Regions from separate parts of the Homo sapiens genome. Here region 2 is linked to region 1. A link is an interaction called in ENCODE POLR2A ChIA-PET data of the cell type or tissue named here. Cell type or tissue: GM12878. All regions are shown on one strand. Links, peaks and the distances in the headings refer to the core of each region. The heading gives the core; the rest is flanking DNA.

Region 1 (7,547 bases), core at 1,327-5,326:
AATAAAGCAACATCATTATTTGTTTTCATGGGAATTGGTCCATACATAGCTCAGGGTTTTCACAAACAAATACCACACGCATGAACTGTCAACCACATTTTGTAGGGTTCTTTTATATCTCAGTTATCTATTATAACTCTAACTTTGTGCTTGCATAATTCTTTGATAAAATATGATAAAATATGTTGACAAAATATGTTATTTTTAAATTTCAAGTTTCCAGAAAGAGAAAACAACAGCCCCCAGGGCTTGGTCCTTAAACCATCTTTCTTTCTTTTTTTTATTTATTCTATCTCGTTTGATGATCTCATCTAATCTCATGACTTCAATGACCGTCTATATTTAGATGAACTTTGAATCTATACCCTGACAGGAGCTGCACCCAGACCAGGATGGTTTCCTGCCTCTTCAGCATCTCAACTGGATGCCTACTAGGCAACTGAAACTTAACATGCTTAAAACTGAGTTTTTAAGAAATAATCCCACCAAAAAGTGGGCAAAGAATATGAATAGACAGTTCTCAAAAGAAGAGATACAGCCAATAAACATGTGAAAAAATGCTCCACATCCCTAACCATCAGGGAAATGCAAATTAAAACCACAATGAGATACCACCTTACTCCTACAAGAATGGCCATAATTAAAAAGTCAAAAAACAATAGATGTTGGTGTGGATGTGGTGAAAAGGGAACAGTTTTACACTGCTTGTGGGAATGTAAATTAGTACAACCATTATGGAAAACAGTATGGAGATTCCTTAAAGAGCTAAAAGTAGAGCTGTTAGGTAGTTAGGTAGACATTAGCAGCTCGGAGGGGGTGAGAGAAGAAAGCAGAAGGGCTGTCACTAAGACAGGCCCTGGCCCACCTAAATTCAGCCCCCAAATCACCATAGCTCCACCCTAATGGACAGAATTTGTGATAAAGTCTGTGGCCAGCACATCCTGGGGAAAGAAAAACTGGGGCACAGATAAAAATTTCCTAATGTGACACATGCCCCGTCCATCTAGGCCAGGGGTTTTCCAAGCTTTTGGCTTCCCTGGGCCACATTGAAAGAATCATCTTGGGCCATGCATAAAATACACTAACACTAACAATAGCTGATGAGCAAAAAAAAAGAAAAAAGAGAAAAATTGCAAAAAATCTCATAATGTTTTAATAAAGCTTACAAATTTGTGTTGGGCCACATTCAAAGCTGTCCTGGGCCACATTTGGACAAGCTTGATCTAGGCCATAACCCTGGGGAACCCCATCCTTATTATACAGTCATTATAGTAAAATTTACTTGTGGTTTTGCCCCTCTGAGTGGGCTTTTCTTAACGAAAGATCGGTAAAAACATGCTCAGTTTAACTTCAGCTATGTAACTATAAACTGCCAATCAAATGACATCATCCTGTCACTCAAACACAGCCCAGGCCTCAACTCCTCCCATAAAAGCATCCTGAGCTCTGCAAAGAGTGGCTGATTTCACTTCGTAGAAGTTGGCCCACTCTCCCTTTGAGAGTGTATTACTGTGCCTTAATGAACTTTGCTTTGAGCTTGCACTTTGCTGTTAGTTTGCATTTCTTTGCTCACTATCACAAGAACTGAGATTGCTGGTCCAGAGCTCCAGCTCTGTTGATCTCGGTTAAAGGATCCATCCCAAGGCAGCATCCCTGGTAACAGAACTACCATTCCATCTAGCAATCCCACTACTGGGTATCTACCCAAAGGAAAAAAAGTCATTATATAAAAAAGACACATGCACACCCATGTTTATAGCAGTACAATTCACAGTTGCAATAATATGGAACCAACATAAGTACCTATCAACCAATGAGTGGATAAAGAAGATGTGGTATATATACACCATGAGTGCTACTCAGCCATAAAAAAGGAATAAAATAATGTCTTTTGCAGCAACTTGGATGGGTCTGGAGGCCATTATTCTAAGTGAAGTAACTCAGGAATGGAAAACCAAATACTGTATGTTGTCACTTATAAGTGGGACCTGAGCTATGAGGACACAAAGGCATAAGAATGATATAATGGACTTTGGGGACTCAAGGTGGGAGGGGGTGAAGGATAAAAGACTACATATTGGGTACAGTGTACATTTCTTAGGTGACAGGTGTACTAAAATCTCAGAAATCACCACTAAAAAAAACTGAATTTTAAATTTAATTTCCTTCCTTCCTTCCCTTCTTTCCACTTCCTTTCCCCCTCCCCCTTTCCCTCCCTTCTCCCCTCGCCTCCCTTCCTCTCTCCTTTCCTTTCCTTTTTTTGACAGTCTTGCTCTGTTGCACAGGCTGGAGTACACTGAGGCGACCTCGGCTCACTGCAAACTCTGCCTCCTGGATTCAAGCGATTCTCATGCCTCAGCCTCCCAAGTAGCTGGGATTTACAGGCTTACACCATGACACTCAGCTAATTTTTGCAGCATGTTGGCCAGGCTGGTCTGGAACTCCTGACCTCAGGTGATCCACTGGTCAAGGCCTCCCAAAGTGCTGGGATTACAGGCATGAGCCAACACACCCAGATGAGTTTTAAATTTTCTTTCACCTTCCAACATGTCTTTCTGCTTCCTGGCCTTCCTCATTTTAAGGCACAACCATCCACCAAGAGGTTCAGGCAAAAAAAAATAACCCTAGGAGTAATTTTACCTTATCATCATCCCTTACATCTATTCTAGCAAGTCCTAGCAGATTTTCTTCCAAAATATATCCCTGATTTGTCCTCTTCTCTCCATCTTTCTAATTTTGCCTCCTTCTAGTTTAAGCCACCATTGGTATTTCCCGGGCCTATTCCAGTAGGCTCCTAATTGGCTTTCCTCCTACCCCTCTTGCCCTGTTTGCGTTTATGATTTCTCCATGTAATTAAAATAACATCCTTCCTCACTATGGTCCTGGCCTTCTTCAGGCCTTTGGACATTTCAAACTCATTCCCCTACTTGGACCTGTGATCTAGCTGCTCTTTACTTCCTGGGAAACTCATTTCCAAAGTATTTGAATGGCTGGCTCATTTTGGTCATTCAGATCCCAGCTCAAATGTCTCCTGGAAGATGTGTTCATTGATGACAGTCTCTCCCATTACCTTGTTTCATTTTCTTTTTGGACTTTTTACCAACTCAAATTATTCATTTATTAATTTACTTATTTTTTTCTCACTAATTTTCCATTTCTCTTTCCTAGAACAGAAACTGGGATCTTGGCTGCTCTCTGTATCTCTCATGCCTAGAATGGTGTCTGGCCTACTGCAGGTAGGAAATATTTGTTGACTGAGCAAGATGAGGATAATGAGTACAAGTATCAGTTCACAAAGAGAGAAGCATGGCAAAACAACAACAACAAACCAGATTCTGGACTCTGTTTTAAGTTGTACATTTGATTTTCCCAATCTTATACTCCATCCTAAGGTAACAAAAAAGCTGCCACACTGCCTCAAAGGAGGATGTAAAATAAGCTCTAGCACTCCTTGCTTCCTTCCACACATGCTACAGTTTCAAAAGCAGGAGGTAAAAAAAAAAAAAAAAAAGTAGTAACAAATAACAACATAAAAAGTCAGAACTCAGCAGCTGCATAAGCTTACACAATATATTTTAAGGGAAAAAAAAAACATAGTCTTGTAAAAAATTCCCTTAGAATCAGCACAAGTTTGGGCATAAAATTCCTAAGCAAACATTTGGTTCATGTCTAATAAAATCATTTTAGCAAAAAACATCCAAACCATAAGAGAAAACACAAGATCATAAATGTAACTGAAGTTCAAGCTCAGGGAACCAAAATATCAGTAATTCAATTTCTTTTCTTTATTTGGTCTTTCATATTTGGTTAAATGGAGGAACCAGTTTTAGTCCCCAGATACCTTCTTTTAAAATGGACTTCCATATTTATAGATTAGTAAACCAAAAGCATACAGACAGCTTTACCCAAATCAAGCACTAAGTGCAAAAGAGGATCTTTCAAGAGACAAATGACAAGATTGATAAAGTTCCTTTTTATAATTTGTGAGATACAGTGGTCCAACATGTCTAAACAAAAACTTCATTCAGAATATTTTGAGAACTGTATTGATTCTTATCAGGATTTTGCGCTGGTCTTAACCTGAACAGTGGGGACAGAGATTAGCTAGCTTATTTCTCCCATCTCAGCATTCAGTATAATTGGTGACATTACTGATTATTGTGAGAATTACTCTAAGAAGTCAGTGCTGAAAGCCACATTCCTCTTGCTTGACAGGGATCACGATAACTGACAAATACAAAGGAATTGTCCTTGCCAATTTTTAAAAAATTACTTTCCTTCCATAATTCTGGCAAGATACCCACCCAAAGACAAATTTAGAAACAGGATTCTGCAAATCAGAGGTTGACTCCAGGGTTGACCTGAAAATAGAGGTTGACTCCAGCTATATATGGTGGCCTAGTGGAGGCAATGTAGCAAGTCAGAATAGCCTGATGTTTGTAGATTTCAACGATGGCTTTTGAGATTGAAGGTGAATGGACAGTGAGATAGCAGAGGATTGAAGAAGGAAAGCTGGCAGATGGTAAAGAGTGGAAGGTGGATGGCTAATGTTTTTAGGCTCATCTGTGTCTCATGCTGTTGCTGTGAATCCCTCAGTGTCTCCTGGCCTGCTCATGTGGACTATGACCCTCCATGAAGCAATCCAGTTAACCTTGAACTTTTGCCAAGAATCTGAAACTCCTTCTAAACACCTCGGAACTGCTGGGACTAGTTCTTTTGGCATCAGGTTGGCAGCTGCTAAACGTAGTACACCTTTATATCTGTTGGTTATTGCCTGTGGAGTAAACCCTTGAGGCAATCTTTTTTTTCTTAAGTGCTTTTTGCTTCTAATTGGCTGACTGAACCCCCTAGTACTTTACTGACTTTCAACGCTTATCACTGTACCCTTAGGCTATGAAACAAAACTACATCTTCAACCCATTCTGAGAACTCTATTCTTATCTCCAGGTCTTTAATGAAATTTGTCTCTCCCTCAAGCCTATTTCTGTTTAGGCTTTTCCATTCTTCCAAGTTTGGGATATGGGGTCTGCAACATTTATCTTCTGTTTTCCACTATGAATTCTTACTAATCTTAGGCTCATAGCATCTCCTCTCCTTGACTCAGCTTCATTCGTTGAAGACATCGGCTCACAGTTCTCCCCTACGCTATGCTACTTCAGCATCCATGCGAACAGCCATAGCTTGAGGAACTTAGTTCCTTGACCTTCCATGGCAAAGTCCTTTACTTCAGTCCCCACTTCTGTGGCCACACTGGGGACATTCTCAACACCTGGAATAGCTCTACTTCTGAAATCACAGAGACAATACCCTCACTGCTTCACTTTGTGTTTTGAGAGTTAGTTTCTCTCACTATGTCACCCTTTCTGAGACCCTCTCCATCCCATTCCCTTTCTCCACAGTTAACAGTCCTTTCTTCCTCTACTCATTATTTTAGTTTCTGTGATTTTTTATTTCAACTTCACTCTTATCAGATTCTCTATTCTCATGCTCTGTTCTCCTGTTATACCAGCCTGGGAAAGACACTGTGTGTTTGTCTTCTCTGAACCTAAGTCTGGTCTGTTGAAGACCTTTGGAGAGTGGTGCAGAGCCAAGTGGATAGTGGCTGGCGCTGATTCAGAGGCTTCAACTTCAGCTGAGCTTTTCCTCTATTTCTTTAATCACTTTTGTTCTCTCTCCATTTCTGCCACATAGTCATTGAAACTTCTTCCTCCTCAAATTTTTGACCATCCCCTGCCTCCTACCTTTCTTCTCGTTCTTGAAAGGTGATTTTGCTTTCTATACCACAGAAAAAATAAAATTCATTTTTTTTGGGGGGGGATGTCCCCAACTACACACAAGCAAGCTTTAAACACCCACATTTCCACTCATCCTTCCTTCTTCTTCCTTTTACAAGGCGTGCTTATAAGATCTCTCCATCTGAAATTAATCCTATCTCCTTTTACTTTTTCCTCTATCTTCATCTTCTCCTTTCCTATTTGCATTTAAACACAAACAAAACTTTCCTATTTGAAAAAATATAGTGCCTCTCTCCCTGAATCCATTCAGTCCCCAGTCTATCTCTCTTATTCATAACCTAAACTTTCTGAAGATTGTCTATTCTGGCAGTCTCCCTCCTTTCACTCTTCAGCCTCTGGAATCTGGCCCCAAATCCTCCCACTGCATTGTACTGAAACTCCTTTGCCATGTTCACCAATGACTTCCTTGGCACTCTATCCAATGGATACTTTTAAATCCTTAGATTACATATTGTCAGAAGCTTTTGATACTGTTCTCTATATTCTTTTTCCTGAAATATTGTTTTTCTTTGTTTCTATGATTCTATATTCTGAGTTCCCTGTTATATCTAGCTACTTTTTCTCGATTTTCTTTGCAGGATCCCCCTCTATCCAATTCATAAAGATTGGTAGTGTTTAGGTTTTAGTTTTTTCTTTACTAGGTTCCTTTCCGTTCTGTCCCTACATACTCCTTGAACCATTTCATGTATGCTCATGGATTCAGATGTCATTTATATGTAAGCCTCAGATCCATGTCCTTAGCCCAGGAATTATCTTCTGAGCTCTGACCAATATGTGCAGTGTCTACCAGCCACATACACACTTCCATGTCCTATAGATATCTCACACTCAATCTGCCCAATGCTGGACTTATCACTTTCTCTGTAAAGCCTGTTTATTCTCCTCCTTTTTCTTACTCAGTGAACGATACCACCATCCATTCAGGTATCCAAAGCAGTAAAATGATCCTCAACCTTTTACCTTTAAACATCCACATCTTAAGTCATCTCCCACATATCTCTTGAATGTGTCCACTCCATTCCTACTGTCATTGGCTCAGTTCCAGCCATCCTCATCCCTCACTGTACTCTTGTAATAGTCTTCTAACAGGTTTCTCTGTTACTGCCAGTCCCACCTACCTACTATCCCTCTACCATGCTGAAATTAGGGTGATTTCTGTAAAATGGGAATATGATCTTGTCATTTTTCCTTCTTTATTTTTTGGTTTCAGTTTTCCTCCTCTTACTTTAAGGATATTTAAAACAAATTTCTAAAATTATGGTAAAACATATATAACATAAAATTTATCATTCTAACCATTGTCAAGTGTACGATTCAGTGGCATGAAGTCCATTCACATTGTGGTGCAACCATCACCATCGTTCGTCTTCAAATTTTTTTTCATCTTGCATAATTGAAACTCTGTACCCATTAAACATTAATTCCTCATTCCCTTTCTTGGCCCTCCCTCTCCCAGTCCCTGGCAACCACCATTCTAATTTCTTTCTATATACATTTGGTTACTCTATGTATTTCAGATGAGTGGAATCATACAGTATTTCTTTCTTTTGTGACTGGCTAATTTCAGTTATAATGTCTTCAAGGTTTATCCATGTTGCAGCAGATGTAGCAATGTATCAGAATTTCCTTCCTTTTTAAAAGGCTGAATGTATATGCTACATTTTGTTTATGCATTTGTCTATCAAGGGACATTTGGGTTGCTTCACCTTTTGACTATTGTGAATAATGCTGCTATAAATATGAGCATATATA
Region 2 (4,000 bases), core at 1-4,000, 190 kb before region 1:
GGTGTGTGCCTGTAGCTACTCGGGAGGCTAAGGCAGGAGAATCGCTTGAACCTGGGAGGTGGAGGTTGCAGTGAGCTGAGATTTGCACCACTGCACTCCAGCCTGGCGACAGAGTGAGACTTTGTCTCAAAAAAAAAATAAATAAAGGTGAATAAAATCAACTAAACAACCCAGAACCCTATTTAAAAAACGAAATATGAAAAAAAAATTTAAGCCAAGCGTTTATCCTAGAAGTGCAGATTATAATGAAATTAATGACATAACTTTTTGAGTGTAACTTGAGTAAGCAAAAGTAGCATACAGTTTATTGAACTGAGATATATAGAGTTCCAGACTTGGTATTCACATTTTTCCATAATAAAAACAGATTAGAACCTAAGTAGGGAATCTGATATTCTCTAAAACTGAGCCTCACCTTGCATGAGCCCTCTCTTCTAAACAACTTTTCAAAACATCATTTCTCAAGCCCAGTTTTACTTTCCTGAATACATGCTGTTCCCCTTCCCTGGCAAGCTTTTCTCTCCTTCTAAGTTTGGGAAGCAAGATTTTTCCACTAAAACCCAGCAGAAGCTTTCCCTCCTTGAAATCTTTCAACTCCACTGTGGACTCTCACTTTCATGATCTAGGCTAGTATTTCTCTATCTAAGTGTGCTAGGCATCAGTGGGAATAGGAAAAGAAGAGTTTCTGCTGAAAATCTTTCTTAACCCCAAGTCCAGTTGTCACCTTTACTGGTAGAAGTATATTTGCCTGGTGGTACCATCCTGGCCCACAGCAGTGATTCCCAAATACTGATCCACTAAGTTGTGCCAAACTGTTTTCATCAGTATCACCTGGGAAGCTTTATATAATACAAAATGCCAGGTCATGCCTCCTCCAATTCCTCTCCCTTCTCAGAATTTATACCCCTGTTCTCCCATGCCCTACCCAGAAATTTAATTCAAGAGGTCTGGGGTAGAGCCTAAGAATTATTTTTTCAAAACCTCTCTGTATAATTCTGATGGCACAGTTGGCTGCAATAACCTTTGGTCTTGACACTATTTTGATCATGAGTCATGAAATGTATCACATTGTCCTTTGTACTGGTTTGACTTTATGACTTTTGTGTTTTGATTTGACTTTTCAAGTCCTTATGCGTTATTTTCCAATTAGATTTTAAGAGCCTTGCAAATAGGGATCTTATCCAACTCATCATTATTTTTCCTCCTTACTGTTCAAATATCTAGAATAGCATTTTGCACATACTGAATGTAAAAATATATATGTATATAGTTGTCGATTTGAAAATAAATTACCAAATATACTCACGATATTCTTGGTCTCATGTCTTTTTTTTTTTTTTTTTTTTTTTTTGGAGGTAGGGGGAGACGGAGTCCCACTCTTGTCGCCCAGGCTGGAGTGCAGTGGTGCGATCTCGGTTCACTGCAACCTCTGCCTTCCGGGTTCAAGCGATTCTCCTGCTTCAGCCTCCCGAGTAGCTGGGATGACAGGTGCCCACCGCAACACCCAGCTAATTTTTGTATTTTTAGTAGAGACGGGATTTCACCATGTTAGTCAGGCTGGTATTGAATGCCTGACCTCAGGTGATCCTCCCGCCTCGGCCTCCCGAAGTGCTGGGATTACAGGCATGAGTCACTGTGCCTGACCTTGGTCTCATGTCTTTAAAGTTGTCATTACCTTCTAAAGTTTGTAAAGGCTAAAGCTACAAAAAATTTCAAGTATTATACTATAAACACTGTGTATATAAAAATCCCAGTTTCACCTGGTTTCACATGGTTAATAACATTTGACTCAACTCTTAGTGCCTTCCCCAACATAAGCATGCTGTTCTTAACCACGGAAAAATTATAATAATTATGCAAGTGAAGATTTTGCATGTTTGTTTATTATGGCATCCACTCAGTAATCCACGTTCCCCTAGAGAATCTTGTGTAAGAAGTTTTAGTTCTAAAAAATTGCAGAAACAAGCCCCTCAGTGATCTAATTAGAAATGTTAGCAATCCTAGACCTCAAAGCAAAACAAACAAAATTCTTCCTCTTTTGCTAATCACAAAATAAAGGGAACTCTATTTTCTCTCTCTTCTACCACTTCCAACCAACACATGCCACTAGTTAATATCTGTTCCTCTAAGTGTACCCCATCCCCCACAAAACAGGAAACTCAAGAAGTTTTTCACTTTTTCTCTGCGTTCCACATTAGTGTGTAATACGAATTAACATATCTTTAAATCTCCACCATCAGAGAGATTAGGTGATCTAATCTACCTGGACAGGGCATTTGTCATTAGTCTTTAATGACTTGACAGAATCTTAACAGATCCTAACAGAGGGAAAAGCTGCAGGCCCAAGTTGGTAGCTTCAAGTTTTGTTTTGTTTTCTTTCTGCTTTTTAGAGTCTGAAAAGTCTCTAATCTCCTAAAGATGTTGAAGATTTTTTTTTAGTGGCATCTAGAGTCCTCAGTTAAGCATAATCTTTCTTCTAACATAGGATTCACATGGTAATCTATTTTTATGCAATTATTTGATAGGCTATGAAATATATTTCCATCTTTACAGAATGTGACCATGGGAAGCAGATGCTGTCATGATAAGTAAAAGTAAATCAATGAGATAATACCACTCCTCCTATCCAGAGTGTGTGTCACACTGCACTTTCATTTTCTGTCAAGTTTTTGGGAGTTAAATATTTTGCTTATCATAACATCGTAAAGGGGAAGTTTGTATATCTAAGAGAACATTCTGTTTTATATAGTTGTGAGGAGCATTCCCACAAACACAGGGGTGGGAAATAGGCTGAACTTCTTTAATTTCCTATTTCAATGATATTTTTGATAACAGATTTATACATGGAATGGAGCCACTCAGTAATCTATGTGTCAAAGTTCACTGTGGACCTTATATTCATACCTGGAGCAAGGACTCCCAGTACCAACATAGCTTGGCATATGTCCTTTCTCATCTGTGGCACACCACTTAAGATAAATATTCCTTCTTATTTTTCCCATAATATAATGATAAAAGTGGTAGCCCTTGAGAGATTGAAGTAGGTATACCTCTTTACTTTGTGTTTTCTTGGTTTGCTTGTGATTCATCCTAAGCCAGAGGATAGCAGGCAATTCATTTAGTTTGCATCTATGTATAGTTTTCTCTTCCCTGAGACTTCACTGGTGTGTCTTCCTGTCTATGTGGCTATGGTTTTCCATGCATTGTGATATGGCTTTTACTTTCAACTGCTGTATTTAAATCACTGCTCCCTATAAATTCATTTATCACGCAAATGTGAATGGTACTAAGTTGCTGTCCTTTTTTTTTTTAAACAAACCTCAGGAGATGTTTATTTCCCCTGTTAGAAAAATCAGCTTCCAAACGTCAGTACCACATCTGTAAAATGGGTAGTGTCCCCATGGCATTATTATATGCTACTACTGGTTCTCACTGAAAGAAGATGTTTGTATGCTATGACACTAAAATAAAAGCTGAAAAAAAGTTCTAACATTTTATACGAATACAAATATATTCATTAGAAAACAACCTTTAACAGTATTTTATAGGTGAATGTAATGCACATTTAAAAATTCAATAAAATTTTTAGTATTGGTGTTTGTATAGCACTATGTAATGAGAAAGGCCATGAACCTGAGTTAAGAGTTGAGAATTTCCCCTCTAATATGATTATTAAGTCCAGCCAGTAAATCTGTTCCCTACTAGTCCAGCTCTCCCCAGGCACCAGTGATTATTTTTGGCAGCAGGCTGTTTCCTCCTTGAGTGCTTCCTATATAACTCCCCTCACCATGAGGACATGATCTGTGATAATTTTTTCATTCTGGGTAGATTAGATCATTCCATATTTTATGTTATCAGGAAATCAGTAACTTGGGAGTCAAGAAATTCTGAACCACAAAAGGCAAATGGATATGTGTCTCAGGATTCACCAGACTAGAGGCAAATGCAGACTTGAACCTTCTATTTCCTTTCATTATCCTATTTGAAGAGCCCTGGGGTT

The links. Peaks named below come from ENCODE experiments on the same cell type or tissue, not always from the same donor. Only the 100,000 strongest peaks of a DNase experiment are listed, where the experiment ranks them.
Region 2: POLR2A ChIA-PET joins it to region 1 with 11 read pairs; 8 of 35 experiments call an interaction of 5 or more read pairs at or near these places.

The regions. Positions count from the first base shown.
Region 1 is chr2:196,070,827-196,078,373 of GRCh38, reverse strand. No RefSeq gene overlaps it. Among named protein-coding and RNA genes, the nearest start is that of DNAH7, 5.8 kb to the right of the region's middle. In GM12878, for the core only: no CTCF peak of the experiment used is centred there; no DNase peak of the experiment used is centred there.
Region 2 is chr2:196,266,848-196,270,847 of GRCh38, reverse strand. All of the region lies in intron 17 of HECW2 (HECT, C2 and WW domain containing E3 ubiquitin protein ligase 2), which reads left to right. Among named protein-coding and RNA genes, the nearest start is that of HECW2-AS1, 8.8 kb to the right of the region's middle. In GM12878, for the core only: no CTCF peak of the experiment used is centred there; a DNase peak (open chromatin) is centred at 2,158; H3K27ac peaks cover 1,869 bases.